Regions from separate parts of the Mus musculus genome. Here regions 1, 2, 3, 4 and 6 are each linked to region 5. Evidence: chromatin loops called from intact Hi-C (ENCODE). Cell type or tissue: heart. All regions are shown on one strand.

Region 1 (5,000 bases), 550 kb before region 5:
AAATTCAGAATGATAGGTCTTACTTTTTAAAAGAACTCTTAACTTTGTTGCAGGTTTGGGCTCTTTCAGAGATTCATCAGTATGAATCAAGGTTTGGTTTTAGTAAATTAGAGGCTTTTTACTAAAAAGAGCCTGGTCAGGACCAGCCCAGAGAGAGTTCTCTAGGTAAGGCCCCAGCTATTGTTAACCAAAGGATTATGAAGGCAAACCCCACAAAATTATTGTAAGGGAAAGTATCTGCTTAGGACCTCCAAGACCAAGTTCTCAGCACAAAGGAGATTTATTTGCCCCAGAGGGACAGAGGGCAGGGACTAAGAGACAAAGACAGGAGGCAGAGGAAGAGGGAGAAGAGGAAGGGAACAATGGAGAGGGAGGAGGGGTATTTATGGGGATAAAGGACTGACTCTGGATAGACAGCCATGGCACATAGGAAAATGACAGCTTATAAAGGTAAAAAGGGAGACCCCATGTTAGAACAAGGTGATTTTTCTCTTTCTTTTTTTTCTGGTCTTACGAGACAGGGTTTCTCTGTGTAGCCCTGGCTGTCCTGGAACTCACTCTGTAGACCAGGCTGGCCTCTAACTCAGAGATCTGCCTGCCTCTGCCTCCAAGTTCTGGGATTAAAGGTGTGCGTCACCATGCCTGGCTTAGAACAAGGTGATTTTTAATTGGTCATGTTGATTAGGTGAGCCAAAGGGGGCTTTTGATTGCTGGACTTAAACACTTTGCTAGGTGTGCCTCAGGAGGAGGAAGTGGGCAAATAAGGACTAGACTCTGAGGGCTAGCTTTAGGAATACAATCTAATGACTTTTAGTAAGGTAGAGGAGATGAGAGAGAAGGGCAAGGCCTGCCAGAGCCGTGTTTGCCATACTTTGGTTCTCTAGAGTTCCTTCGGATAGTAGCCAGGAACTCTGCTGCATTAATCATGTTTGTTCTTTCCCCCTGGATTAAAGGAAGCTTTTTTTTAGAGCAAGCAATGCTTAAACTCCATGCATTTTCAGGACCATGGTCTTCTAACTGCTTAGAAGTGGGTGGTTCTTGAGACTTCCATAAAGATTGTGTAGATGCAAACAAGGACAGCTACTAGAACCTCTTTTTATTTTTCCTAGGAAACAGACTTGTATTGGAAGTGTGTGTGTGTGTGTGTGTGTGTGTGTGTGTCTGTAGAAACGAGGGAGTAAAAGAAACAGAAGGGATGGAGGGAGGGAGAGAGAAGGAGGAGGGGAGAGAGGGGGAAAAAGAGAAGAGGGAGAGAGGAAGAGAAAAGAGAGACTCTATCCGAGATGGAACTATGACACAGCTTGCAAACATTCTCTGTGGTAAAGCCCTAGTAACTCTAAAGATGAACCATAGTAAAACTATAACTAGAAATAACGTTTCAGTTTCAAAAAATTCTCTAGTCTGAATAAAAGCATGGAAGAGTCCTCTGGGTGCGAAGTGTCTGTCTAGACACCACTGTGTTTATTTTAAAATTTTTATTTGTTTATTTTCTGTGTATGAGTGTTTTGCCCGTATGTAGGTTTGTGTATCACATGGGTGCCTGGTGTCCTCAGAACCCAGAAGAGGGTATGGGATCCTCTGGAACAGGAGTTACTGATGGCCGTGAGCTGTAATATGTGAACTGAACCCCAGTCCTGTTCAAGAGCAGCGAATGTATTTAACTGTTGAGCCATCTCTCGAACCCTATCAGCTTCGATTTTTAAACCTTCATTCCCTGAAGGCTTCTTCAAAAATTCTCCAAATCATATCAATTTTAGTGCCTGTTTTCTTGGGACCATTTTCAACAAAAGAGAATCTGATTGAACGTTTCCCACATTGAACAGAGGTTTGCAGACATTTTCCAGGTCTCTGGACCTTTTGTCCAACCACCTGCAGCTTGTGAGTCATTTTTGTATAGAAAACAGGCAGTTTCTGTGCAAGGGTTATCAGAAGGGAAGAACTGCAGGGCAATTTCCTTGCAAATGAGTGGTGAACACTCACGGGAATTGACAGCCTCCATCTCTAGAAAAGGGCATCTTTCCCAGCCACAGACACGCCAGGGTAGTAGGAAATTCTTCCCAGAGGCTAAGGTGTTTTAACCACTTTGTCTGTAGAGTTGAATGCCTTTCCTACTTTTTCTTCCTTTTTAAAGATTTATTTATTTATTTAATATATGTGAGTACACTGTAGCTGTCTTCAGACACACCAGAAGAGGGCATCAGATCCCATTACAGATGGTTGTGAGCCATCTTTTTCTTTTAACTCGGTGAACTCTCACTCTTCTCTTTGGACGTTGATCTAAGGTCATCGTGTTCATGGTTTTTTTTTTTTTAGTATCATATTTAGAAGGCCTTTAGAGGAGTTAAGTGACTTCGTGGATTCATCTTACACAGGGGACTTTTAACTCCAGAGTGCCAATACAAATTGCTAGCGAAAGGGATTATTATCAATTGAGTAATAGCAATTATTATTTTTTTTTTAGTTTTAAAAATCATGTATGCACGCGGCTGCATGTGGGTATGTGCATTGAGTGGAGGCCAGAAGAGGGCGTCAGATCCGCGGAAGGCTGATGTAGGTGCTGGGCTTTGAAATACCCTTGCGAAAACAGTACACATTCCTAACCTGGGACCCTTTCCCTTTAACCCCCTATTTACTTTTTTACTATTAAACTTGTTATTTTAAATTTATTTATTTACTTATTGTGATGTGTGGGACACGTGGAGATCAGAGGGCAACTTGTGGAATTGGTTCTTTTTCTCCACAATATGGGTGCCTGGAGCTTGAATGGGCTCGTCAGGCTTGATGACAAATGTCTTAGACGGCAGAGCCATTTCTCCAGCCCAGTACTGACTGGCTTTTAGCGGCTCAGAGAACAAAGCCTTGCCTAAGGAGGCAGGGAGAGAATTCTGCGCATGCTCAGAGCCCATGGCTTCCCCGCCTTGCACGCGGGACGTCTGGATCTGTGGGTTGCCCGGAACTGAGTTGCGACACTCTAGGTTTCCGCCCGGAAAAAGTAATCAAATCACCTGAGGACCAGCATGGCGTGGTCCGGTAATAAGGTACCGAGAGCAGGGCCTTTTGCCTTTCCTAAGCCGGGGATCTCTAGAGGGTGGAAGCTGTGGGAATCGCAGCTGAGTCAGCACTGAAGGATGGATGCTCAAAACGAAAGACTTGGGGTTCGGAGTTCTGCATTTGAGTCTTGTGCACCTTCACGCTTCCGAAATCCTCCCTCCTGCTTCTCCAGCCTCTCACCCTTCCCTCCTCCCTCGTTGCTTCAGTTTACTTTCTATCCACGCCACCTGCTAACACAGACGTCCTTTATTGCTTCCGAACCTGGGTTCTAAAAATCTTTGTAAGTTATCGAGGATAGATCCCCTACATGCCAGGCTCGTAAAACTTCAGAGGGGTTTTGTGATTCTGTGAATGAAATAACTCAAGGTGTAATATTACGTAATATTATGACCTTCATAATAATTTAAAAATCTCGAATTTATTGAAAGCTTACTGTGTGAGGCACAACTAAGCCCTTTATTCCTATTTAATTAAATCTTCACACCAAACCGTGAGACGACCATTATTACCCTTAGCTTGTCAGTAGGAGAACCAAGCAAGACATGAAGAACTGAAGTGATTAGAACGTGGTCACCCTTTCCATGAGTGGTAACATGTGAATGGGAATTCATTCGGAGCTCTGAAAGAAAAGCAAAACAGAATGCTCAATTTCTAAGAATCTATGATCTTAGAATCCTAGATTAATAATGGAAATTACTGTAAACTTTAGAGAGGTTGTTTTTGATCACTAGAGAGAGATGCAATGGCAAGGATCCATTCATTCGTTTAATACAAACAAGATAGGGGTTCAATAACGGAGCTCTGTTTTCCTCCACCCCCATTTGGGAATTTGATGAAATTATGAACCCATAATGATGTTGCTCGCTTCCTTTGTTCCTCTGCCTTCAGTTGCTGAGAACTTTGTAGCTCCCGTGAAGGACTTACTGTGGCAGATGTACTTGATAAAATTCTAGCAGGTTGTATTGCTTCAGTGTGGTAATGAAGAGCTGCAGTACCCTCCCAGTTTGTCTTCCCTGGTTTTCTTACTGCTTCCAAAGACTTTAAATTATCATAAACCATTCTTCCAGACCAGAATTTACACTGTCAAACTCTTTGATGCCTTACTCTGAATCTCTAATTCTTGACAAAAGACTCCCAGTCTTTTAGTGTTTGCTACTTTAAAAGTAGATTTGTGGCCGCCTATTAAAGGAACACAGCCAGCATATTTTGTGATGCCTACATTTAAAAAAAAAAAAGATTTTTATGCTGAAGGAATCACTGTGGGATGTAATTTGAATTCCTCTCAAAGGTATTCTGTAGTTTATTAATGTTCATCCCAAGATAGGTTGTTGTTGTTTCTGAAACCTGTTAAATTTCAGAGTGTCATGTGATTCCATTCTTTATGAACTAAGGGAAACTAGTATTTCCTTTGAGTGTTGCAAAAACGTCAAAATTGGGGGCTCATCCCCCACTATAGGAGCTGGTCCAAGTTTTCCAAACACCTCTAGAGTCAGATGATGACCGTCTTAACTGGTCACTTTTCAGTCTTTGTCGCCTAAGATGATGCCCAGAACAGCTCACATTCTGTCTGGTCAGCACAAAAGCACGGATGAGACTGGTAGGATCAGGACTGTTAATTCTGCAAACAGCTTTAGACCTCATCAAGCCCAACATCTTACTGCCTGACTGAACTAACAGTGAGGTTAAGTGACATTGCCTAGGGGTCAGAGCTAATTAGAGGAGATAGGACTAGACCCAGGTCTCTGGATTACTAACCTAGGTTTTTGGTTATTTTTTCCCCACCAAAAGACCCTTCATTTTCTTTCTTGAATACATTATAGTGTTTTAACAACATAAAATGTTTGTGAGGATAGACTGTTAAAGCCGTATCATCTTGGTGACTCAATCTATAGTTTACTTTGAAATTATGAGCTCAGGTCTTTTGTGGTTTCTGTTTAATTAAATTTTGT
Region 2 (5,000 bases), 140 kb before region 5:
AGAGCTCAGCAGGAGAAAGCACCTGCATTAGTTTCCATGTTTCCAGGATGCAGAAACACTGAGGAAACCAGCATCAATGTCTCTCTCTAAGTGCTCCTGGGAACAAATTAAAGACACCAAGAACCCAGAGCAGTGCTCCATCCAGGGGGACTGGCTGGTGCCAAAGAACAAGGCCAGCCAGCAAAGCCGGGAGATGGGGTTTCTTTGCTCAGGCTGATCTGCTTGCCTCTGTCTCCTAAGTGCTGGTATCAAAAGTCTGTGCCACCATGCCCAGCTTGGAAGCTGAATTCTAAACGTGACTATGCCAAGCAAAAGAAAAATGTGAGAATGTTTCAACACTTGGAAACATTTTTCCATGCTAGGCTGGAGCTACCTCCCTCTTTGTGACTTTCCACTTTATTTGGTTTTGTATGTTGGTATTAGATGTTGAGGTATGCCTAAAAATTTAAAAGGGAAAGACAATAATTACTGCTTGTGTATCAATGTGTCTGTAATTTATTTTGTAAGCTGGCTTTAGAGATTACCCTCTTAGCATATGATATGGTTGCCAATACCGTTATATAGTGCACTTTGACCTTGGAACCTAGACATTTTACACAAATTCTTTGAGAGTCTATCTCTAATCACAAAAATACTTATCGACAGATGTTACTCCCTTGAGCAAAGCATAAAAATGTCATGTGTTGACTGCAAGCGTATGGAACACCAGGGGGCGCTACTGAGTAAGCAGGAAAGGACGGAGCAGTCTAGAATTCTGAGAGGTCAGAGAACCCTCACAAATGCATATTAGCATATGTAGTTACAGGTTAGTAAGTGCTAAGTTCTTTATTAATTCCACCATGTCAGAATGTAACCTAGCTGACTAGGTAAAGAATTAAACCTAAAAGAGTTAGTCTTAGGCCATCTGAGACAGATGCCCCACGAGTACACAATTAGGATAGTCTTGAGTGTATTTCCTAGAGCTGCTAGTTAGGGGGGAAGAACTTTAAGAATTAAAAATTGTAAAAAACTTTTTGCAGTGAAAATGCACCATACAATACATAAACACTGTGGACTAAGAAGGTGTTTCTCTGATCAGGGTGTCCACGTCTCTGTCCATGTTGTTAGACTCATCAGGAGAAAACGTCAGTACAGGAGGGATGTTTTAACTAACTTTGTCATACTCTGGGTTTTGTAGCTATAGTATTGACAGAGGCAGAGTGGGAGCGATAAGCAAATTCTGGTCCAAAAAGGGTGCCAAGAGGTTACAGTGATGTCAGGAGACCCCTGTTTCTGGATGGAGTTAGTGGTAGGCTCTGGAAGTGTAGCTTGAGGGATGCCCGTGGAGTCGGACTGTTTGTGCTCTGAGTTTACACCCACGTGCACACGTGAAACTGTCCACTCAATAAGACCAGTGCTTACTGATTTATTGGAATTACATGTATCTTTTTTTGATGTTCTAAGTTTTGGAGGCTTGTTCTGTGCTCATTTAACTGGGTATGTTTGTATACTTGTTACGATCATGGTGGTGGTGGTTACACAGGGTCTCGTCCTGTAGCCCAGACTGACCTGGGACTTTTGATCTTCCTGCCTCTCAGCCCTCTTGAATGCTGAGTTACAGGCAAACTCTGCCACACCTTGCTCTTTAAGTAATTTATACCTCACCTTCTCCACCAAGCAACTATGCTTTCAACTCAACAGTCCTGTTCTGCTTGTATACTGCCATGTTTTATTCCCTGTGTCCCAATTAGCTTTGGGGGGCAGGGCCTAGAAATACCTAACTCATTCCCTTAGCATGATCCAGGCTGTGTTCCAAGGGTCTGAGGTAGACACATCTATTTAAGACCCAGCACTTCCCAGCCTGGGGTAGCTAGAGGCACACATGCCTTGAGTCCTGCATGTCTAGCCAGTCCTGGACCCACATGCTCCATGCTTCGTTGTACTGTAGCTAGTAAGACCTTTGTGTCATCAGGTTTCTTTTTCTTTTTTCTTTTTTTTTTTTTTTTTTTTTTTTGTTTTGTTTTGTTTTTTCGAGACAGGGTTTCTCTGTGTAGCTCTGGCTGTCCTGGAACTCACTCTGTAGACCAGGCTGGCCTCGAACTCAGAAATCCGCATGCCTCTGCCTCCCGAGTGCTGGGATTAAAGGCTTACACCACCACACTCGGCCTGTCATCAGGTTTCTTTTCCCCAGCACTTCTTCCTCTTTTAATTGCTCCAAACTCAAGAACCTAATGGAATTCTTTCCCCCTTTTATAGATGACAAAAACTCTAAGATTTTCTACTTGAAGAGAGTCATTGAATGGGGAAAGAATGAAGTCCACAAGGAGTTCCGTGCTTCAACTTCACCTCCCCGTTCACTGGCTTGGGCAACAGAAGAGCTTTGTTCTCTATAGATAAAGAAACCAAGGTACAGAGTGGTATCTGTGAGGGGTTTTGATGGTTGGAGGCCAGTCTCAGCAAGTGATAAGTATATAACGCTAAAAGGCCACTACAGACAGGCTGGAGAGAAAGTGCCACTACATAAGACACTGTTAAGAAACTGCCATTGGGATTCTGCTGATTAACCCGGGGCAGGCAAAAGGAGTGTAGGTAGTGAACAGCAGGGGGAGCCCTTGCTGAGGCTGAGAGGACTTGGAGGGATCAGAGTGCTTCTCTTTCTCCCGCTCTTAACTTTGTTCCGTGCACAGGTATGACTTCCCTGATGAGAGTGGCCACAGCACACCAACAGCCCTGCTGCTTCCAAAGGCCAGTGAGATGCATGCCCTTTCTCCTCAGGAGCGGAGGCCAGCAAAACCCAGGAACTGAATGACTGAGCACTGGGAATGAGCTGTGTCGGGGATAAGAAGTGGTGTGAGGATTCCAATCTCTAGCTAGGGCTTTAGGATTCCAAATGCAGCCTTCCTCACGCCAGGTCCCATTACTCTCATCCCTTATGGCCCTTTGCCTGCTCTGTGTGTGCAAGGAGAGTTTAAAACCTACTTTGTTGGGCTTCAAAGATGGTTTGGAGATTAACAGCACTGGCTGCTCTTCCAAAGGACCTGGGTTCAATTCCCAACACCCACATGGTTGATAATGGCCTGTAATTCCAACTCTGGGGGATCCAATGAGAATATACAATTAAAAGACTATGATAGGATGTATGGTCCATTGCACACAGGTAATGTACTTAGGTATAAGCAAAACTCTCACACACATAAAAAAAAATCTTTAAAAAAAAATTGCTCGAGCTGGAGAGATGGCTCAGCAGTTAAGAGCACTGGCTGCTCTTCCGGATGTCCTGAGTTCAAATCCCACATGGTGGCTCACAACCATTTCTACCAAGATCTGATGCCGTCTTCTGAAATGCAGGTGTATATGTTAGAGCACTCATATACATAAAATAAGTAAATCTTTTTGCTCAGTAATACAGCAGTTCATTGTGGTAGGGACATGTAGAAACAGTGCTCTTTTTTTTTTTTTTTTTTTAGATTTATTTATAATATGTAAGTACACTGTAACTGTCTTCAGACACTCCAGAAGAGGGCTTCAGATCTTGTTACAGATGGTTGTGAGCCACCATGTGGTTGCTGGGATTTGAACTCAGGACCTTCAGAAAAGCAGTCAGTGCTCTTAACCGCTGAGCCATCTCTCCAGCCCCGAAACAGTGCTTTGACTGAAAAGGCAGTCAGTGCCCCATCGCCAGCAGGCTGGTAAGGGAGGGATGTGGGGGCTAATAATGATTCGGAGCTTTAAAATCACCAGTTTCCATTCATCCTTCTCCCATCTCAGCTAACATGACCTTGTGCCCAAAGCCTTGGAAATGCAGCTTCAAGACCCTCCTTGGGTGCTGCCTTCTCACTTCCCTGCACACATGACACTAGAGCTGGCTTTTCCTTTCAACATGTGACCTCCACCTCTGTGTGACAGTGGGCAAGGTGACACTGTGCTTTGTGGTCTCCAAACTCAAGCCCCTAAAGTGCTGTAGAACCAAATGAAGGCTCCTGTCTTTTTTCCCTCTTTCTCTGGACCCCCATTGTGCAACTCGGCGTGGGACCAAGTCTTCAGGGGGGCTCAGCAAAGACTTGGTGACAAGCTGATTGATGGATTCCCCGCCTCTTGCCTGCCTTCTTGCCCACTCCTGCAGACTCTGGCCCTGCTCCACTGTCCAGCTGCCCAAGGGAGGGGTCTGCTTTTCTTTGTTGAGTCAGCACCAATGAGTCAAGGCCAAGATCAGCTGGGAGCTGGGCTTCGAGGGGAGGGGTGGAAGACTGGGGAGGGCGTAAGAACCTTGTGGCTCAAAGGCAGGCATGGTAGGGAGCCACGAATGAAGGGCACTGGGGTGTATCATCAGCACGGGCAGAGGGCTGCAGTGGTAATGGGACCTCTGGTCTGTGGTGTGAATGGGAGCCCTTTCTTATAGGAAAACACAGACGTTTATTCAAATCATGTTAAGATTCCTAAAAGTTCTCAGTCATGTCTCATGCTTCAGCTCTACTCTGTGAAAGATGACACAATGTAAGATCTCTATGAAGTCTGCAATGGGAGACATCCATGGAGAAGGCGTATAAGTACAATTTCCAGACCCCCACAAACACAGGGCAGCCAGAGCACCTTTCCAGGACTGCTGAGGGTCGAAGCAGAGTGTCCGGTAACATTCACTACCTCCTCTGCACTCCTTAGCCATAGGTTATACACGTGAGTCGTGAGGAAAGGAAGAGACCTGTGTGTGCTTGGTTTCTTTTGAGACAGGGTTTCTCTCTGTAGCCCTGGCTGCCCTAGAACTTGCTCTGTAGACCAGGCTGACCCTGAACTCAGAGATACGTCTGCCTCTGCCTCCCAGGTGCTGGGATTAAAGACGGGCACGACCATCGCCTGAGAGACAACTTAAGAGAAGTTAGCCCATCTAGGAACGTGCAGGATGAGAACAGATCATACAGCTATTCCCGAAGCCGTGCAAGACAGCTCTATTGTTGCTGTCCCCAGAATCACAGGCCACCTGGCCCTGGGGTCAGATTGTTCTCTCTCTCTCTCTCTCTCTCTCT
Region 3 (5,000 bases), 690 kb before region 5:
TGGTTTGGGACATATTTAGTCAATCCTAATAGAATTAAGAAAAGCCGCTACTAAATGTCTGCCATAATGCCAAGTGTATTTTCCCACCCTTGCAACTTTTTCTCCCTTTTGCTTCTTTGAGAATTTTCTACTGTGTCTTAATATCTCTTACAATATTTCTCTCACCTGTCATATTTATAAAGCTATCACTACTTGGATAATCGATCTCTGTCTAACTCAATCAATAAATAATGACAAAAACAGTAAGTAGTAACGCCCACACGACTTCACTACCTGGTGCTGTCTTGTACTTGGGGGCAGATGAAGTCATATGGCCAAGTAACATGGCCTGGGGACAACAGAAAAATCAAGGTTTATGCTTGAGAGCATAACAGAAAAGCTGAGGACCTAATCAGTAATTAATTAGTCGGTGGCTGACAATCTATTGATAGAAAGATTGCTGAGACAATCTCCTGTGCACTGTGTAATGAGGCATCGGCTGTCTCAGCGTCTGTAAACATCTTCTCCATCGCCTGCCGACTGATTTAATAAAGAGCAGAGTGGCCTATTGCAAAACAGGCGGGGAAAGGCAGGACTTCTGGGTGGAGTCAGGAACTCTGGGAAAGAGTCAGGGTCGGGAGAAAAAGCACTCAGGAGGCAACGCGCTCCTGGCAGACGTACATGAGCATAAACGGCCGATTTAAGTCAAGGAGCTGGTTAGGAAGCCGCCTAAGCTACGGCCAAGCTTTCGGAGCTGATAAAGGCCCACATGTCAGTACTCAGTGGCTGGCGGGTCTAAGACAGACCGGCAACACCAAGATGGAAAAGCACAGCTTCACAATCTCTCAGACTCACCCAAGTCCTCTAAGATTCGTCTCCATCGGTTCCTCACTTCCCTGCGGATCTGCCGCAGGGTGTAGATATCATAGTTGAGTCTTTGCCATTCCTGTAAAGAGATAAAAACTCACTTTACTCACACCCTCTGGCCTAAACCCCCTATCGAGTCTCTGATCTGCATGTTGCCTAGAACGCGTGGTTCTTCTCTTCACTAACCATAACATAATCCTAAAGGAAAAGGGGGCATAGGTGAGGCAGAGCTGACAGGAACGCTATCAGCTGCTGTTGCTGGAGAATCTCTCCGCTTCTAGGCGATGTCCTATCTAAATGCTACTTAGGCTTTCTGATTATCAACTCTCTCCATTGCAGTGACCTTACCTGAAAATGTGGTTAGCAATAGTAAAGTTTCCATGTGACCACTGTCATGACGTAACGTATAAAACATTAGGACAAAGGTTGTCTCAGCAGGTAAAGTACTTAGCACACAAGCGTGAAGCCCATAGTTCAAATCCCCAGCACCCTGCAGAGGCCCGATGGGTGTAGGGGTAGGTCTATAATTCCAGTGCTCACAGGCAGAAATATTGAGGGGGATTAACACATTCCTGAATAGCTAGACTAGCCAAACTTCAACTGGGACACCTACCTCTATGACTAAGACAAAAAGTGACTAAGGAAGCCGGCGGTGGTGGCGCACTCCTTTAATCCCAGTACTCAGGAGGCAGAGGGCAGGCTGATTTCTGAGTTCGAGGGCAGCCTGGTCTACAGAGTGAGTTCCAGGACAGCCAAGACTATACAGAGAAACCCTGTCTCGAAAAACAAAAAAACAAAAACAAAAAACAAACAAACAAAAAAAAGCAAGACTTGGGGGCTGTCGAGATGGCTCAATGGGTAAGAACACTCAAAGACTGCTCTTCCAAAGGTCCTGAGTTCAAATCCCAACAACCACATGGTGACTCACAACCACCTGTAATGAGATCTGATGCCCTCTTCTGGTGCATCTGAAGATAGGTAGCTACAGTGTACCTATTTATAATAAATCTTTGGGTCTGAGCAAGCAGGGTTGACCAGAGTAAGCAGAGGTCCTAAAATTCAATTCCCAACAACCACATGCAGGCTCACAACCATCTGTACAGCTACAGTGTGTACCCATATACATAAGATAAATAAATCAATCTTTAAAAAAAAAATAGCAAGAATCTACATCTCGGTGTGCTATTAGGATGCTATATAGAGATCTAGGAATCCCAAGCATCCTGATTCCTAGCCGTGTCTCCCCTACCATATCTTAGCTTCGCTCTTGATGTGGTAAACTGTTTGGGCACACAGGGAGTCATTAAAAGGTTACCATTCTGAAAACCCCTTTATCAGCTTTTGGGTAATATGGGCATCATGTTGATCCTCTAACACAGAACCTGGATCTTAGGTCTTCACTGCTCTAAGCATTCTCTGACCCTTTTATCAGATAGCCTGCATATCAGATATTTACACTACGACTCAACAATAGCAAATTACAGTTATGAAGTAGTAACAGAATGACTTTATGGGTGGGGTCGCCACACGTGAGGAGCTGCATTAAAGGGTCACGGCACTGAGAAGGTTGAGGACCACTGTCCTCAGGTGTCACGGGAATTTGCTTTTCAGGAGACTTCTCTGTAAGGAAGCTCACTTCATAGTGAACACCTTTTCCTTTCTTAGAAAAGACACAACTGTCTTCACTCTCGGCTCCAGAGAGCAGCATTTTAAACGTCTGACTTCAGACTCGAGCTATTTAATATTTTGACTCCTGGAACTGAAGAGGTTTCAACGACGCCACTCGCTCCCTGCTAAATTCCTTTCAGAACAGACGCGCCTCGCAGATGGCCACTCGACGCTCCTGCCTAGCTAGGGAAGAATAAATAAGCTTAGCTGCCGTTCCAATGCATCAGAAGATGCCTCTCTGAAAAAGAGAAGCTACCAAAATACAGTGCGCTCTGTCATGACTACATCTGAGCACATGTAGTGAAAAGGCTTTCTGCTGATCGCTTTAAGGCAAAACGCTGTGGATTCCCTAGTCCTTAAAAAAATAATAATAAAAATAAAAAAAAGCCAACAGCACGTGTACAGGTGTGCAGTGCCTAGAAGCAATGACAGAAAGGTCTTAGAAGGGAAGGCAGTTAACTAAGTCATCTGAAATCATGGACAGACGGACAGGCGGCTCAGCAGATGGCAGCACTAGCTGCTCCTCCAGAGGACCCAACTGAGGTTTGAATTACAGCATCACATGTTAGCGCACAACCCTCTGATACTCCAGTTCCAAGAAGTTCTGATGCCCTCTTCTGGTTTCTGGGGGCACTGCATGCACACGATACACAGACACATGTCAAAACACCCATACATCTAAAATATTTTTTTTAATTTAAAAATAAATAATACACTATCCTGGCCTCATCTTAGGATCACATTAAAGCACACCTAGACAACGCCCGCTCCCCTGACTGGATAATCTGTAAAGGGATAGCTTGAGCCAAGGCCTTTTCAGCAGGAAGACCTTATAGGACTCAAGTGAAGACTCAATACAGCATACTGTGCTGAGCCAGACTGTCTGCCAGCCTACTTCACTACCTGTGCCTCATCTGCAATGCTACCTACACCACAATGGCTTGCTATGAAGCTGGGTTGTTTCTATGGCCTTCAGATGGAAGTCAGCATACACCCTACTCCACGTCAGTGTAGATATAGTTAGAAAACAGTACCACGAGCACGAGCAGTGAGCACTCTTTGGTTCCCAGCACTGATGTCAGATCACTAACAACTGCCAGTGTATCCAGATTCCAATGGTGATCTCATCCGCCCTCCTAAGACTCCATCCCGTGCCTGACAAGGGATGCTGTGCTTGAATAACCCTAGCTACCCAAGGACAGTCCACATGGTGACACCCTCCCCCCAACTCCTGTTTATTGTCTCAGGTACCCCAAGTCCTGGCCGTGGCTGACTACGTACGGGAAGAGGCTCTGTAAAGAAAAGTTCCAGAGCAGTCAGGACAGAACCAAAGTCGGTAAGAGAGGGCCAGTACGGGCTGAGAAGATGGCTCAGTGGTTAGGGGTACTTGCTGTTCTTGCAGAAGACCGGGATTTGGTGCTCAGCACTTTTATATGGCGGCTCACATCTCTAACTCCAGTTCCGGAGGCCCTGATGCCCTCTTCTGGTCTTTGAGGGCACTGCATGCATGTGATACATAGACATACACGCAGGCAAAACATAAATCAATCAATCAATCTTGACAGGGGAGGAGGGTATAAAAGTCTGTAAGAGTCAGAAACGTCAACCCATAGTATCCTGTCGCAACAGTTCCAGAGAGTGGTCATATTTTCAGAGCCAAGAGTCAACCCCCAGGCTGAGCTGTAGCTGTGACTACCAAGAGTCGAGAATCCCACACCTGGGTCTTGTACCCAGACAGTAACATTGCAGGATGCAACTGGTGCTCGGATGACCTGCGTCTCTTCTTACTGCTGCCAAGCTCTGTACAGTAGAGGATAAAGGCCACTAGGGACTAACGTCTTACCTACTCACCCTCACCAGCTGACTGGTGACACAACCTTGGATCCCAGCCTTGCCTACTGTAAATAACCTGCACATAGATGGATGGGATCAAGCTTTGGCACATCCATTTAATCCACTATCATTATCTTCTTTTGACATAATAATACAATTACGAGACTAGCAGAAGCCTGAGTAACTGAATGTAACTGAAAACTGGATTTAACAGAATGGCTGGTCAGAGGAGACGGAACGCCCCTTAAACACAGTGCTCCAAGTAACAGAGTGAACGTGAGGCGGGTGAGGGATGGCAACACATACAACCTCCTCCAATTACAGTTCTTCATATCTGGGGGAAAAAAAAACTATTTCTTTACACTAAAAAGGAGCAAGTTCTTGATGCGCTTCTAGAACTCTTAAATTCTAACGATTTGCTTTTTAGGCTGGACACAACTTGAAAATAAAAATTAAAAATCAGTGAAAGAACTTTCATTGGAGAATTTCATTCCCTTAAGCACCAAACATTAGGTTTCATTGTCTTCACTTGTACTTGTTTTCCCATAATTCCCAAAACGGTGTGTTGTGGTCGGCGTGCTGTGATGGCCTTAAATATTAAGAATAAGGAAGTAGCATCCAGCAGAAAGAATAATGCAGAATTAACTCTGTGA
Region 4 (5,000 bases), 540 kb before region 5:
CCTGATCAGGCCTCTTCTCTAGATACAATGTTGCTTAGCGGAAAGGAAAGGCAGTATAAAATGTTTAATAAAAGTCTCTAGAGCTGACAAGTTGCATCTGAATCCTTGCTTTACCTGTCATTTACTAACCCCAAGATCTCGGGCAAGCCCTTAAATTTGTTTGTGCCCAGTCCAGTTATTTTTTTTTTCAGTGCATCACAAATATTAATATCTTAATTGACTTTTTTAAAAAGTCATAGCTGGGACTGGCAAGATGGCTCAGCGGTTCAGAGCACTGACTTATCTTCTGAAGGTCCTGAGTTCAAATCCCAGCAATCACATGGTGGCTCACAACCATCTGTAATGAAATCTGACGCCCTCTTCTGATGTGTCTGAAGACAGCTATAGTGTACTTACATATAACAATAAATAAATCTTAAAAAAAAAAAAAGTCATAGCTGGATGGTGGCCCAGGCCTTTAATCCCAGCACTCGGGAGGCAGAGGCAGGTGGATTTCTGAGTTCCAGGCCAGCCTGGTCTACAGAGCAAGTTCCAGGACAGCCAGGACTATACAGAGAAACCCTGTGTCAAAGAATCAAGAGAAAAGGGGGTGGGGGGAGAGTCACTGTTCATGGCTGATGGGTTTCATGGAGAGGCCCTGCCTGTGTCAGTGTCATAGCCCAGCTTTAGAAATCTCAGAATGCCTTTTTGTTGTTTTGTGTTTGTCAATAAGTCATTAAGGCCAGGTCACATTTAATTATGGAGCAGGAATTAGAATCTCTTCTTTTATTAAAAAGTAGCCTGAAAATGCAAAGGGATGGATGTTGGCTATCTTGAAGACACGTAACATAATGCTTCAATGCCCTGTGTGCAAAGTAAGAAAAATAATTTTCCCTATCAGACAGTGTTGCTTTCAGGAATAAAGCAGTTCTGTAATCTGGGCGTGGTGATGTATGCTGCTGGCCTCAGCCCTCAGAAGGCTGGGGCATTTGAGGTCAGCATGGGCTACACAGCAAGTTTTTAGCCAACCTGGGCTACAGGAAAAGACCCTGCTTCAAAAACAGCTGCCCTGGTTTATAGTTTCTGTTTCTGGTATAACAACAACAACAAAAAAAACCTAATGAAAAATAGCTTAGAGGAGAAAGGGTTTATTTTACTTCACGGTCCAGGTTCAAGCCCGTCTGGGGAAGTGAAGGAGGCAGGGACTGAACTGCCAGTCACAGCTAAGTCAGGAGCAGAGAGAGAACAAGGCATGCACGCTTACTGTGCTGAGATGAAAGGTAAGACCTACAGATAGTGACAAATCTGCTTAGGTGCAGGAGAGACTGCTCAGAGGTTAAGAGCACTGGCCGCCCTTCCAGAGGGTGGGCTCAATTCCTAGCACCCACATGGTGGTTCACAACCATCTGCATCTCTACTTCCCAGGGATCCATATTCTTGGGGCACCAACCACAAACATGAACAGATGCACACATAGGCAAAACACCCACCTACATATAATAATAAAATAATATTTAAAAACTAGAAAAAGTGTGCTTAGGGCATAACTATCATTGTTAGTAGTCCCATGTTTTTTTAATCTAGTATCTGGTGGCCCTGGGGACCTGCTTAAGGGGGGTAATGGTCTTCCTGCTCCCTGAAAGTTAGGTGTTCTCCAAGGTGATTCCAATAGTCTTCAGCCTCTGGCTATTCCTTCCTAGGTATTTTCGGAGAGCAAAGATGAGATTGCGTTAGTCCTCTATGGCACAGATGGCACTGATAATGCCCTTGCTGGCAAGGACCAGTATCAGAACATCACAGTGTGCAGACACCTGATGCTACCAGATTTTGATTTGCTGGAAGACATCGGAAACAAAATCCAGCCAAGTTCCCAGCAAGCCGACTGTATCCTTTCTGTGCCTAAAACGACAAGATTTCCCCATTTATCTGGGGAGTCATAATCCAGTTTGGTGAGGCTCTCCCGGAGTCCCAGATGTGACTGACTATCTGGGCATATTTTCCTCCGAGGAAAGGGTGTTTGTGTAATTAATATGGAGTTAATTAGTACCCAGCTCCAGGGCTTCTAGTGTCTTGCTCTTTCTTTGCGCTGTGATATTGAGAGGTTGGGAAGTAGAGGAAGTAGAGGAAGGGGGGAGTCCGAGGGAGTATATGCACATACTGACCAGGGGATGGGTTTGCATTGGGGCTGGCTTGCAGTTCAGAGGTTCAGTCCTTTATCATGGCAGTGTGCAGACTGGAGAGTAGCTGAGAGTTCTACATCTCAATCCACAGGCGGCAGTGAGAGAGAGAGAGAGAGAGAGAGAGAGAGAGAGAGAGAGAGAGAGAGAGAGAGAGAGAGACAGATACCCCAGTGACACATGAGAGAGAGAGAGAGAGAGAGAGAGAGAGAGAGAGAGAGAGAGAGAGAAAGAGCACGACAGATACCCCAGTGACACATTTCCTCCAACAAGGTCACTGCTGCTCCAACATGGTCACACCTAATCCTTTCAAATAGTGCCACTCCCTACGAGCCTCAGGGGCCATTTTCATTCAAACCACCACAAATGACGTCTATTCAGATTCCTGTGCTAACCGCTCCGCTCTTCTGGATGGAGGATGTTTTTATGCCAAAAAATAAGGTTGCTATTGAAGCAGAGATTTCTCATCTCTTCCATGGAGGCCTGCTCCAATTTGATTCTCTGTTGGTGTGATAAGATACGGACCATAATCAAACTGGGAGGAAAGGGTTCATTTTAGCTTCCTTATGGGAGGAAGCCCATACAAGAGCTCAGACAGGAGCCTAAAGCACAAACAAATGGAGGAGTGCTGCTTACTGGCTCCCTCACCTCCACCCCCATGTTCAGCTATCTTTCTCAAGTAGCCCACGCCCACCGCCTAGAGATGGCACCACCCACTGTAGTCTGGGCTCTTCTACACCGCTTAGTTATTAAGAAAATGCCTGCAGACATGCCAACAGGTCAATCTAATGGAGACAATTCTTGAGTTGAGGTTCAGCCTCCTAAGTGTGTCAAGTTCACAATCAAGATTAGCCATGAAAATAAAACCCTGTCTCAACACACACACACAGAGAATAGGGTTCTAATCTTTAGTATTTTTCTAAAAAATTAGTAGTACCATTCTTGACCACTAGGAGGTGCTGCTGTGTTTGGTGTTGCTTGCTGGCTTGCATTGTATTTAAGAGTGGATTGCTGACGAAATATGGGTTCTAAGAATTGTTAAATGACATCTTAGAGTTTTTGTTAAATGGATATGTGTTTTTTCCTCCACACTATTTGTTAGGATGTATATAAAGCACTTATGAAATAGAGTCTGGGACACATGGGGCAAGCCCTTTTAAGTTGTCCAGTGTCTGCTGTTGTCAGTAGTATGGGCTTTGCTGGGAGAAACTGTGATGTTCATGGTTAAGAAGGGAGTGTTGGTGTTCTTTCAATCCTTAACTAGCTGAGTCCTGGACGCCCTGATTGTGTGCATGGATTTGATTCAGCGTGAAACCATGTGAGTGTCTCACCTGAAGACAGGAGTGGGGCTTTCTGGGAAAAACAGGGGTCCATGTGTTCAGAGGATGCGTGGTTTGTTGTTAATTAAGTAGCGCGTTAGTCTGGCAGCGCCTTTCTAGCTTATGAAAGTTTAAAACAAAGGACTACCTTTGGTGGGAGTTTCTCTGGATGAAATAAGTATTTGGCATACTTTGGTTTTCTTGTTAACTAGCTTAAACTAGTTAACCCCAAATCTTTAAAAAGTACCAAGTGGTATGATCCATAAGTAGTTGGTGTGCTGTACACAGTAACTGTCAACTTCCTAATCCATTTGCTTAATTACTGAGTCTTAAAAGTGTATGCCCTTGAACACATAGGGTTGCATTGTTTGAAAAGACATTTTGTGATAATATCCTGGGCCTGAGTCTTTTATTATTGTTTCTCAGTCTGTATCCTTTGCAAAATCCTGCAACTAATCCCAGGTGTAGTTCCCAGCAAGATGTTTGGGAAGTGCAGCTGCCAGGCTGATGTCTTCTTACATCTGGAGTCCCTTGTTTATGCTCTGAAGCTGTGCAGGTGGGAAGGCATTGCTTTCAGTCACAGTGCTAGAAACCAGGGCTGGGCACACAAGAATATTACATTTTGTAATGTTGAGCCCAGTGTGAACTATATGAAGCTGATTTTGTATCTAATAGGAACTCAACTGAGCTCAACTGAGCTCAAATGTAACTGTGGTTACATTTGAGAATGTAACCACACTTAATTATATCAGATTCACGCCATCTCTCTGATCAGTGATCATGTATATTTCAGCTCTTAGAAAAAAATTTAGGAGACTACTTCCTTTAAAATCTCTCTCTTTTTTTTTTAATGTTTTTTGTGTTTTGTGTCTGTGCGTGCACATGCATACACGCATGTGTGTCCACTTATGTGTGCATGCTACAGCATATGTTGGAGGCCAGAGGACAACTTCATGGAGTTAGTTTTCTTTGTGTGCCCTGGGTGAGTTTTGGTGATTGCAGGCCACAGGCTTGCACGGCAGTTGTCTCTGTGGTGAGCCATCTCCCTAGGCCTCAAAGAATGACCTTTTTTTTTTTTATTTTGAGACAGGGTTTCTCTGTGTAGCCTTGGCTGTCCTGGAACTCACTCTGTAGACCAGGCTGGCCTCGAACTCAGAAATCCGCCTGCCTCTGCCTCCCGAGTGCTGGGGTTAAAGGCGTGTGCCACCACGCCCGGCAGAGAATGACTTCTTAATGTGTTCATTCTGTCTTTTAGAGGGAAGAAGTTTGGGAAGAAGCATATTGAAGTGTTCACTGACCTCAGCAGCCCGTTCAGCCAGGACCAACTGGACGTTATAATTTGTAACTTGAAGAAGTCTGGCATCTCTCTGCAGTTCTTGTAAGATCCTGAGAGTAAAGCATAGGGGATCTCGGCATCCCTCATGCAGGGGGCAGGGCCTACATAGATGGCTCCCAGGGGGCTTCTGTCTCAGCTGAACAGGGGGAGCTGCTAGGTGGGATTGGCCACCTTGCATGTATCGGCCAT
Region 5 (5,000 bases):
TTTGACACATGTATTTATATTTGGAAAGAGACCAACACTGAGCTCAGAAGCCCCCCTCTGACCCCCCCCAGCGGCTGTTAAGCTGAACCTCCCTTGCTTCTGTTAGAGAGGGGAAGGGTGGTATGGAGGGCACTGGGTACAGGCCTGGGAATGGGGAAAGAAATTTTTATTTTTGAATCCCTGTGTCTCTTTTACTTAAGATTAAAGGAAGGAAAAATAAAAAGTGTGTGTCTTACTTGAGTCTTTGGGGTGTCCCGGGAAAGAGTCTTGGGGGGGGATGGTCTGCTGAGCTCATGCCCACCTTGTCCCTAATACCTGGAATGGCGGGGAAGTCACTGTTTCCATCTTACATGGGGACAAGAAAAAGGCTTCTGAACCCAGATGCCGGCCTGCGGTGGAACCCAGGGCTCTGCTGCACTAAGGAAGGTTTCCACCCCCCTGGACTGACTGAGGAAGATGGGTAGTGAGGACAAGAGTGTGGACACTGGACACTGGACGCACAGTCCACAATCCCAGCTTTTGGGAGGCTGAAGCAGGTAAGACTGAGAGTCTAGTCTAGCCTGGGCTACACAGCATATAAACACCCATACAAAGCAACATCGGTAGAAAGCTTCAGATGATATTGCAGTGGGAGATGGGAAATGGGGAACATTGAAATTGGGACTCTCCTACCCCCTGAAATAAGGAGTTTTCAGGTATCTTAGGGGTTTCCATTGCTGTGAAGAGACACCTTGACCAAAGCAACTCATTTTTTTCTGACATATTTTCTTTTTATTAGGTATTTTCTTTATTTACACTTAATTTTATTTCCTTTCCTCATTTCCCCTCTGGAACTCCCCTATTCCATCCCCCCTCCCACTGCTCACTAAGCCACCCACTCCGGATTCCCTGTTCTGGCATTCCCCTACAGTGGGACCCTTCACAAGACCAAGGGCCTCTCCTCCCATTGATGTCCTCCTACAAGGCCATCCTCTGCTACATATGCGGCTGGAACCATGGGTCCCTCCCTGTGTACTCTTTGGTTGGTGGTTTAGTCCCTGGGAGCTCTGGGAGTACTGGTTGGTTCATATTGTTGTTCCTCCTGTGGGGCTGCAAACCCCTTCAGCTCCAACTTGGGTCCTTTCTCTAGCTCCTCCACTGGAGACCCTATGCTCAGTCCAATGGATGGCTGTGTGTACTCACCTCTGTCAGGCACTGGCAGAGCCTCTCAGGAGACAGCTATATCAGGCTCCTGTCAGCAAGCACATGTTGGCATCCACAATAGTGTCTGGGTTTACTAACTGTATACGGGATGGATTCCCAGATGGGACAGTCACTGGATGGCCTTTCCTTCAGTCTCTGCTTCAAACATGAGCACAGCAACTCTTTTGATTGGGATTTAATTAAATGGAAACATTTCATTGGGATCGACTTACAGTTCAGAGGTTTAGTCTGTTACGGTGGGAAGCATGGTGGCATGCCAATAGGCAGGCAGACTTGGTGCTAGAGAGTTCCTGTGTTCTACATCTGGATTTAGAGTCAGCAGGAAGAGAGTGAGACATCAGGTCTGGCTTGAGCATCTGAGACCTCAAAGTGAACCCCTAGTGACACCCTTCCTCCAACAAAGTCACACCCACTCCAACAAGGCCACTCCTCCTAACAGTGCCACTTCCTATGGGTCCATGAAACCATTTCATTCAAACCACCACCCCAGTCCAGGACAAGGAATTACACTTGAACCCCCAAGGAAAGGCTGGTGACCTTGCTTCTGGGCTGTTCAGAAAGGTCACCCCTGAGCTTTCAGAAGCTGCTCCTGGAGTGGCTTGCGTGACTGGCCCCATATCAACAAATCAGCCAGCTTCAAAGGGGTCTCTGTGGATAAAGAGCATGGGCTGAGACTGGATCATGCTTGTGCACATTTCAGGCAGATGTCTGAGTTCAAGGTCAGCCTGGTTTCCAGAGCAAGTTCTAGGACAGCCAGGGTGACACCTTAGCTCTGTCTCAAAAAAGAACAGAACTTGGACCAAGAGACTGGGAACTGAGTCAGGGTATGGGGGTGGGGGAGCCCTTTTTGAAGCAATGTGTAGCAGGACTCTAACACGATGTTTTGTCTGTACCGGAAGCCCCAGTGAAGCCCAGGGACTGTCCTCACCCTTTGGCTGTGGGCCATGGGGAAGGCAAACCATTTTTCTCCCCAGTGCAAGGCTGAGCTCAACTTCAGTCTGCACCTGAGCCCTCTGGCTGTGGAGGGGCCTCTCTCGCGGGCTGGCTCAGTCCCTTCAGACTCATCATCTAGCACATCCGGAGGTGGTGAGGGACACCTGGGACTTTGGGCGGGTGCCAGGACATTAGATTCTTAGAGAACACCCCCTGTCAGGAAAAGAGCTACTTCAGGGTGGATGGAACAGATACATGAATTCAACTAAGTCCCATGATACAGAAACAGTTACCAGTTTCATTTTACAGGCAGGCAAAGGTTTCCAGAAAGGCCCTATTGCTCAGTATCAAGGTTGCGGCTCATCCCTGGATCAAGCATCCCCATTTGGGAGCATTTTCCCCTGGGCCTAGCGGGGATGGTTTAATCTTCAACGAACAAGGTCATAGCCTGTGGAGGCTGCTGGGAAACACTATCAGAGGGATGTTTCAGGGTCATCCTTGTGCTACTACGGGCCTCAGAGAGCTTCTTCCTAAACATTTTGTGAAAGTCCCTTGATGTTGCCACAACCTGCTCTGCCCATTGCTAGTCCCCTGTTCATTGAAAGAGGGGGCTGGTTGGGTAGGGTTTTAATTGAATGTGTTCCCACATCACTCACTGGAGACCTAGACCTCTGAAGTTTAAGCCTGGCCACTGTTAAACGCTGAGGCCATACTGCCCCCATGTGGCAGCATGTGTAACTGCAGCCAAACTCATTTTGGCTTTTCAATTAGTTAAAGGGAGGCCCAGGAACCTATATTAAGTCAAATGGAGGTGCTCTCTCATAAGGATTCACAAGCTCTCCCATAGATTTCCAGAGTTAGGTGATGTGGAAACAGGGACTGAGAATCTTTATGTATACCTCTTGTAAGATTTCTAGGGAAGGCCAGTGACCTAAGTTGTAAGGCCTGGGACACTATGAGGCCTCTTGTTCTTACTAAGAACTTCAAGGCAGTGATAAGAAAGTTCACCAAAGACAGTACACTAGAGCTCTGAGCTCCAGGTGATGTCATGGGTACGTGTCCACAAGGCTGGCCCTCCTCTGTGCCCTCTGGATTTGCAGACACCCTGCTGTAGCTGTGGCATCTGCTAAGTGTATCTTTGGTACTTCGATGTGCTAGCAACACTGGGAAGACCTTGCTTGTCCCTGACTATAAATTGTATGACTTTGTGCATATTTCTAACTTCTACACACCCTTTAAAACCTCAGCTTTAAGTACTGGGATGATGTCTGTTTGAAAGAACAGCTTGCAGGGTAGAAATTCATTTCTGCCACACAGTAAGTGTTGGTTAAATGTAGTCATGACTACATGCTAAGTAGGGTGATGCAGTGTTTGCATGTGGAGCTGCAAGAGATGACGGCCTCTGTCCTGTAGTGTCTACATTTCCGTGTTGTAAATGATTGACCGTCTCATGGCATGATGTGACAGAGGCATATCCTCCAGCACTGTAGTGTAATGACGAGCAGCCTTGTGGAAGGCACCTTGGAGCGGCAATGGAGAGTTGAGATGAAGAAATAGAGCTTGCGTGTGCACACATCTGTGTATGTTTTCTAAGGGATTGGGTTCAGAAAGAGGAGGCAGCATGTGGAAGGCCTTCAAGCCTGAGCTGCACTCTGAGCCTGGAGGCCTGCACACGGCCGAGGATGGGTGTCATTCCTAGGGCGCAGGCAGCAGAGGGACAGCTGAAGAGGAACGTTGTAGGGAACCTATCGGGAGGGATGTGGTGTGTTGCTGAGGGACTTGAACGTAGGCCAAGGGTGGATAAGACTAGATATGTGTTTGGAAATCAATTGTGGATGAGAGAAGAAGGCATGAGAGGAGAGATGGAGTTGAATCCACCAGGCAGCCCTGAAAATGATCCAAACGAGGAAGAAGGAGGATAGTGAGAGCTTTCAGGGAGTAGCTGACTGCTGGGAGCATTGGATGGAGAGCTAAGTGGGGGAATCCGGACTAATACCTAGGGGTCTGGCGCGGACCGTTGGGTGGATGTGATGACGTCATCGGAGACCAGGGAGTTCTGAGACCCAGAGTGTGGCTTAAGTGGATTGTGGCAAAAGGAAGAACTGAATAGGGTACCAGAGCCACGTGGTCTTGGACCAGCTGCCTGCCATCCAATGAGGATGGGAGAGAGAATGGAGCCAGGCTCCGGTCCACTCTGTAAGTGTCCAGGTAGGTTGCCTGATCCGAATGTGCCGTGTGGGTTATGACTTCTGATCAAGAATTGTTTGGAGCAGCCAGGGGGCAGAACGGCCACAGGTCGTGAGGAGTTAGACGGCGAGGCTTCAAGGGCCACATAAGGGCCTGCGGAGCCGGGAGGGATATGGAGCAGGTTCCGTTCATGTGGCTTCAGGGGGATAAGCCCCGAGGACAAACAGCTAGGAGGAGAACCCTGGCTCCTACTTCCTTCAGACATTGCATGGGCTATAGTAACCATAGGACAAGTAGCTTCTGACAGAGAAGCCAGCAGACTCTCCCAGGTGTCCTAACATGGCGAGCCACCCATGCACCCTCCGCTTGCCCTGCCAACTTTCACAAGCACCCGTTCCCGCTCTGCAGCACTGCCTGCATCTTCCACACTTCATTTTGACCTAAAACATGGTGTTTGGGTCTCTGGCTCTGTGACCTGGAGGACTGAGAAGCCCCAGGGAAGATGTTTGATGGCTCCCAGAGGACCAGTGGACTGTGGGAAACGAGGCCCCTCTTACCAGATGACTGCAAGGTCCGGGATACTAGCTCTCCTTCGAGCCTCAGTATTTAGTGTGTGTGTGGAGGGGGCAGAATGGATGGTCCATCACCTTCATCTCCCCAGCTAGGCCTGTAATGTG
Region 6 (5,000 bases), 230 kb before region 5:
CACTGTGCCTCAAGATCTCCATACCAAGTTCCAGATCAGAAACTTCTATCTCCAAGCCTCCAGATAAGGGTCACTGGTGAGCCTTCGAATCTGGATTGTAGTTCATTCCAAATATAGTCAAGTTGACAACCAGGAATAGCCACTACACTCACTTCATGTGATCAGATGTTTAACCCTTGCAGCCCTGAGCTCTCACCCACACTTCATGTGGTCAGATATTTACACTTCGACTTTTGCCAGGCCAGTAAATGAGCTCTGATTCTGTTCTCGCTTCCATTTGCATTGCTCTGAAAATATTTCTTTTTTTTTTGGGGGGGGGGGCGGTTACAAGAGTCAGTTTGGCTTATTCTATGAGGATCCTGTTTGCACCTATTTTGCCCTATTTTTCTATTGGCTTGCCTTTTTCTTGTTGACTAAAAGAAATTCTTTATAAATTCTGGATATTAATCAGTTGTCTTTTTTTTTACTTCATTAACTTCTTTTTGCATAAAAGATTGATTGTTTTAGTTACATGTCAAGTTTATTCATGTCTTGTTTTGTAGCTTATGTTTTTTGTTACTAATTTAAGGGGTTTTTCACTAAGTAAGGCTATGACAGTTTTCTCTTGGAGTTTTTCCCTGTGAGTTGTAGCGGTGGATCTTCAAGGTTACTTCTTGGTTTAATTCTTGCATACAAAATGGTTTAGGAACAGACTGAAGGAACTAAATCTGTAACCTCTAGAAGAGCTTCTGGGCTTTCCAGGAATCCAAGACAATTACAAAACTATTACAATGTATAATAAACAGTTTAGTACAATACTTAGATTTCAAATAAGTATGCTAAAATGAGTTATTTTAAAAAATACACTGATCATGGCTGAATGGATGGTTCAGCAGTAAAAAAGTCTTCTACTACTGAGCTACATGCCTAGCCCCCTTGCTTTAATTTTTAAAAATTTGATACAGTATCTCACTGAGTTGTCCAGACAGGGCTTTGAACTTGTGGTCCTCCCATGTCAGCCTCCCAGACAGCTGGGTTAGAGATCTGCACCACTCAGCAGGGCTCAATTAGATTTGTTTGTTTTTAAGGGACCTTAACTGTTATCCTAAGGGACATCTCAGAGAATAAGCAGGTAAGGTCTGAGAAAGGACAGCACATTGGAGACTTGATCCTGAGCATCTTATGTACAATGTACAGGGCACTAGCACTGAATCATGGCATCCGACAGACAGCTAGGAAACGGGAACCAAGGAGTCGCGTCATTTATTCAGCACATAACCGCTGGGAAGCTCTCGAGTAACTGGGGCAGGGAGAGGCAGTCACTGAATCTCTACCGTACTGTTTACTGCATTAAACGCATGGGTCTTAGGGCTGTCCTTCTCCTGGGCTCAAACTCAGGTTGGCAGACTTGGCAGGATGCAGCTTTACTCACTGAACCATCCAATCTGGAAAGCTAAGATATTTCTTTCTTTTTTTTTTTTTCAGTCTTTCACTAATATGTTTTAATATTTTTAAGAAGTTAAAACAAAGTTCACATGCAAATATCATATACATGGCAGCAGTCCAATTTTTTTCTTTTCTTTTTTTTTTAATTAGGTATTTTCCTTGTTTACATTTTCAATGCTATCCCAAAGGTCCCCCATACCCACCCCCCCAATCCCCTACCCACCCACTCCCCCTTTTTGGCCCTGGGGTTCCCCTGTACTGGGGCATATAAAGTTTGCAAGTCCAATGGGCCTCTCTTTACAGTGATGGCCGACTAGGCCATCTTTTGATACATATGCAGCTAGAGTCAAGAGCTCCGGGGTACTGGTTAGTTCATATTGTTGTTCCACCTATAGGGTTGCAGTTCCCTTTAGCTCCTTGGGTAATTTCTCTAGCTCCTCCATTGGGGGCCGTGTGATCCATCCAATAGCTGACTGTGATCATCCACTTCTGTGTTTGCTAGGCCCCGGCATAGTCTCACAAAAGACAGCTATATCTGGGTCCTTTCAGCAAAATCTTGCTAGTGTATGCAATGGTGTCAGCGTTTGGAAGCTGATATTTCTAAATACAAAGTAAAAGAGGATTTGGAAGAAAACTGATACAAAGGAATTAGCCAGGGAGACTAGCAGCGACCAGTATGACATAGACAAAATGGCGGAGACTAGCAGCGACCAGTATGACATAGACAAAATGGCGGCTGCATCAAAACCAACACTGTGACTGAGTGAGCAAGAGTCTTGCTTTTTTTTTTTTTTTTTCCTTTTGCTATGGTATTTGAGTTTTATAACCAAAGAAAACCGTTGCTGTGTGATAGACTGTACGTAAAGTGCAGTTTGATGAGGCGGTGAGCATGGCCATCACCCTCTGCCCCCGTCCCCCAGGCTCTCTGTCCTCGTGCCCCCATCCCCACTCCTGCGCCTCCCTCTGGGCTGAGCCCAGCTGTTCTCACTCTTGATCAGTTTGCATTGTTTGGAGTTGGACATAAATATGGAATCATTCAATATATATTCTGTTTTTAGTTTTTGTTTGTGTGTTTGTTTTCTGTCTTTTGTTCATATACCAGGATTCATCATTGTTTTAGCAACAGTTTTTTAGTACTGAGTAAAACCTCACTGCACACCACAGGGATTTTTTTTAACTCACCTATTGATGAATAAATACCTACCAAATCTTCTGTTTTAGAAAAAAATTAGGGGGGCTGGAGAGATGGCTGAGCAGTTAAGAGTACTGACTGCTCTTCTGAAGGTCCTGAATTCAAATACAAGCAACCACATGGTGGCTCACAGCCATCCATAATAAGATCTGATGTCCTCTTCTGGTGTGTCTGAAGACATCTACAGTGTACTCACATACAAGAAAATAAATCTTTGAGCCAGAGCGAGCAGGGATTGGAGGGGAGGGAGAGAGAGAGGGAAGTGGTTAAATTATCTATTGTCACATAAATATTTTTTTAGTAGTTTACAGTATGATTTGGGTGAAAAATAAAATATAATTTTTCTTTAAAAGATATGCAATATTCATTGAGAAAAGAGTAATATTTTTAAATGCTTCTTAAAAGAAAACAGCCAGACTAAACATGTAATTAATCTATAATCCAGAAGTTGGCTCCAGAGCAACCTCAAAGAAACAAAAACTTAAGTTCACACAGCATAGCCTGTTCACAGACATTCCTACCAGCTTCACTGAGAGTAGCCCCCCCCTCCCCCCACCATGGGTCTGCCCATGCCCTCCTGTATGGACATGGGACCACAGGCATGTGCCATGATGTGGATAGCACTCCACAGTAGCCTGAGCAGAGTACTGATGTAGACAACACTTGACAGCTCTACAGTTGGTGTCGCTGAGGGAAAAGCTCAGCCCCGAGGCACCATGTTGATCACATTTATACAGCAATTACAGATTAAACACCTCAGAATGCAGGGTGTGCTGGTACTGCCCGGGGGGGGGGGGGGGGGGCGGCGGCAGGGAGCACTGGGGAAGAGAGAGGTGGGGAGTCAGTTCTCAGACGGCTTCAGAAGGACCCTGTGATCAAGAAACCATTCACCACTACTATGGAGATGAATACATAGAAAGCCCTGCTGATAAAAATGTGTGGAATGAGTATCCATGTGAAGACATGGGCACACGCATACACTCCCCACACTCATGTGCATGCATACACATGAGTGCACAGGTAGCATGAGTTATCTGAAGATCTCTGAGTTGTATCAAAGTTGGCGTCCTGGTGGCAATACTATTCTATACTTTTACAAAAGACTACTGCATGGGAAAATCAGCCCATGTACAGAGGCCTGTTTGTATTGTTTCCTTTGATAATAGGTGCTTGTACCGATTGGATTAGTCCAACCTTCAGTTTTGTAAAGGGAAACAGCCTGAAATTAAAGGATTGGGTAGCAGAGCAGTTCTGCCATTGGGCCCTACCTAGAGGAGCTGGCTGGGCAGCCCCTGCAGACTGTAGCAGCTCACCTCAGTTTCTCCTTTGTCACACAGAACGTTCAACACATCCGGATCGATGGCTCCACTCCCTCAGCAGACCGGGAGGCTCAGTGCCAGCGGTTCCAGCTGTCCAAAGGGCACACAGTGGCACTGTTGTCCATCACAGCCGCCAACATGGGCCTCACCTTCTCCACAGCTGATCTGGTCGTGTTTGCTGAGCTCTTCTGGAACCCAGGGGTAGGGAATGTAGCTAGAGTCCCCCTGGGCATGCCCAGGGCTGAGAAATACAAGATCCGTAAATGAATGGCAGAAGACATGTTCTTGGGCTGGGAGATGGCTTAGCAGCTAAGGACACTGGCTACTCTTGCAGAGGACCTGGGTTCAATTCCCAGCACCCACATGGTGGCTCACAACCATCTGTAACTTCAGTCCCTGTCTATTCTGGCTTCCACGAGGGCCAGGTACACATGTAGTGCACATGCATGCAGGCAAAACATTCATGCACATGAAAATAAAAAAAAAAAATGTTTTTAAAAGAAGATGACATGTTCTGCAAGTGTCCCTTGCTCTCAGCCCTGGCTGTCTCTGGTCACGCTTGTGTTTGTACAAGCTCTTGCTGTACACTGGCTTCAAGCACTGCAAGTCTTCACAGCGGCCTGCAGGACCATCTTACCGATGGGGAAGTCCTTCCTCCTGCAGAGAGTTAGGAAAGTCCCAGCCTTCATCTCCCCTGTGAGGAAAGTAGGCACAGGAAGCCCAAGTGGAAATCCAGAACTGTATAGCCAAGTCTTTAGAGGCACTCACCCAGGCCTTGTTTGCCAGTGGGGGTCTCAGAGTGATAGCACCACGTGTTTGCTCAGTGTCATTATGTCCCTGACATGACTGATAACTGAGGGCTGTGATGGCAGATCCAAGACGTTTGTTTGAATTCATAAACATTTCTTGGAGTCTCAGAAAAAAAGTTATTTTCCCTCTCATTTCTGACATGCTGCTTTTATAGGGCATATATCAGCCATTGCTTTAATGATGGGTAGGCTCTAAGGTTGAGGCTATTCATAAAACAGTGTCCTGGTTGCAGTTACTAAGGGGCTTACCAGCAC

Evidence for each region. Hi-C counts contacts between places; a loop is a spot of excess contacts. Peaks named below come from ENCODE experiments on the same cell type or tissue, not always from the same donor. Only the 100,000 strongest peaks of a DNase experiment are listed, where the experiment ranks them.
Region 1: a loop joins it to region 5, with 8 times the contacts of the local background. A loop is called at or near these places in 24 of 42 quality-filtered maps.
Region 2: a loop joins it to region 5, with 11 times the contacts of the local background. A loop is called at or near these places in 37 of 42 quality-filtered maps.
Region 3: a loop joins it to region 5, with 10 times the contacts of the local background. A loop is called at or near these places in 2 of 42 quality-filtered maps.
Region 4: it touches region 5 in a loop (10-fold over the local background); 24 of 42 quality-filtered maps call a loop at or near these places.
Region 6: it touches region 5 in a loop (2.9-fold over the local background); 6 of 42 quality-filtered maps call a loop at or near these places.

Annotation. Positions count from the first base shown.
Region 1 is chr1:72,304,530-72,309,529 of GRCm38, forward strand. Xrcc5 (X-ray repair complementing defective repair in Chinese hamster cells 5) reads left to right here and starts at 2,892. Exons shown (of 21, transcript NM_009533.2): 1 at 2,892-3,038. The coding sequence starts at 3,018. In heart, a CTCF peak has its summit at 2,515 (motif pointing right); a DNase peak (open chromatin) is centred at 2,962; H3K4me3 peaks cover 1,529 bases; H3K27ac peaks cover 1,754 bases.
Region 2 is chr1:72,716,454-72,721,453 of GRCm38, forward strand. No RefSeq gene overlaps it. Among named protein-coding and RNA genes, the nearest start is that of Gm51632, 7.4 kb to the right of the region's middle. In heart, CTCF peaks have their summits at 711 (motif pointing right) and 2,578 (motif pointing right); no DNase peak of the experiment used is centred here; H3K27ac peaks cover 574 bases.
Region 3 is chr1:72,163,238-72,168,237 of GRCm38, forward strand. Mreg (melanoregulin) reads right to left here. Exons shown (of 5, transcript NM_001005423.2): 3 at 835-925. Among named protein-coding and RNA genes, the nearest start is that of Gm4319, 42 kb to the left of the region's middle. In heart, a CTCF peak has its summit at 3,083 (motif pointing left); no DNase peak of the experiment used is centred here; H3K27ac peaks cover 217 bases.
Region 4 is chr1:72,310,729-72,315,728 of GRCm38, forward strand. It overlaps Xrcc5 (X-ray repair complementing defective repair in Chinese hamster cells 5), which reads left to right. Exons shown (of 21, transcript NM_009533.2): 3 at 1,680-1,863; 4 at 3,426-3,474; 5 at 4,731-4,853. Among named protein-coding and RNA genes, the nearest start is that of Xrcc5, 5.8 kb to the left of the region's middle. In heart, a CTCF peak has its summit at 3,107 (motif pointing right); no DNase peak of the experiment used is centred here; H3K27me3 peaks cover 1,606 bases.
Region 5 is chr1:72,852,252-72,857,251 of GRCm38, forward strand. Igfbp2 (insulin-like growth factor binding protein 2) reads left to right here. Exons shown (of 4, transcript NM_008342.3): 4 at 1-223. Among named protein-coding and RNA genes, the nearest start is that of Igfbp5, 20 kb to the right of the region's middle. In heart, a CTCF peak has its summit at 2,859 (motif pointing left); no DNase peak of the experiment used is centred here; H3K27ac peaks cover 335 bases.
Region 6 is chr1:72,622,509-72,627,508 of GRCm38, forward strand. Smarcal1 (SWI/SNF related matrix associated, actin dependent regulator of chromatin, subfamily a-like 1) reads left to right here. Exons shown (of 17, transcript NM_018817.2): 14 at 3,955-4,137. Among named protein-coding and RNA genes, the nearest start is that of Gm39662, 16 kb to the right of the region's middle. In heart, no CTCF peak of the experiment used is centred here; no DNase peak of the experiment used is centred here; H3K27ac peaks cover 206 bases.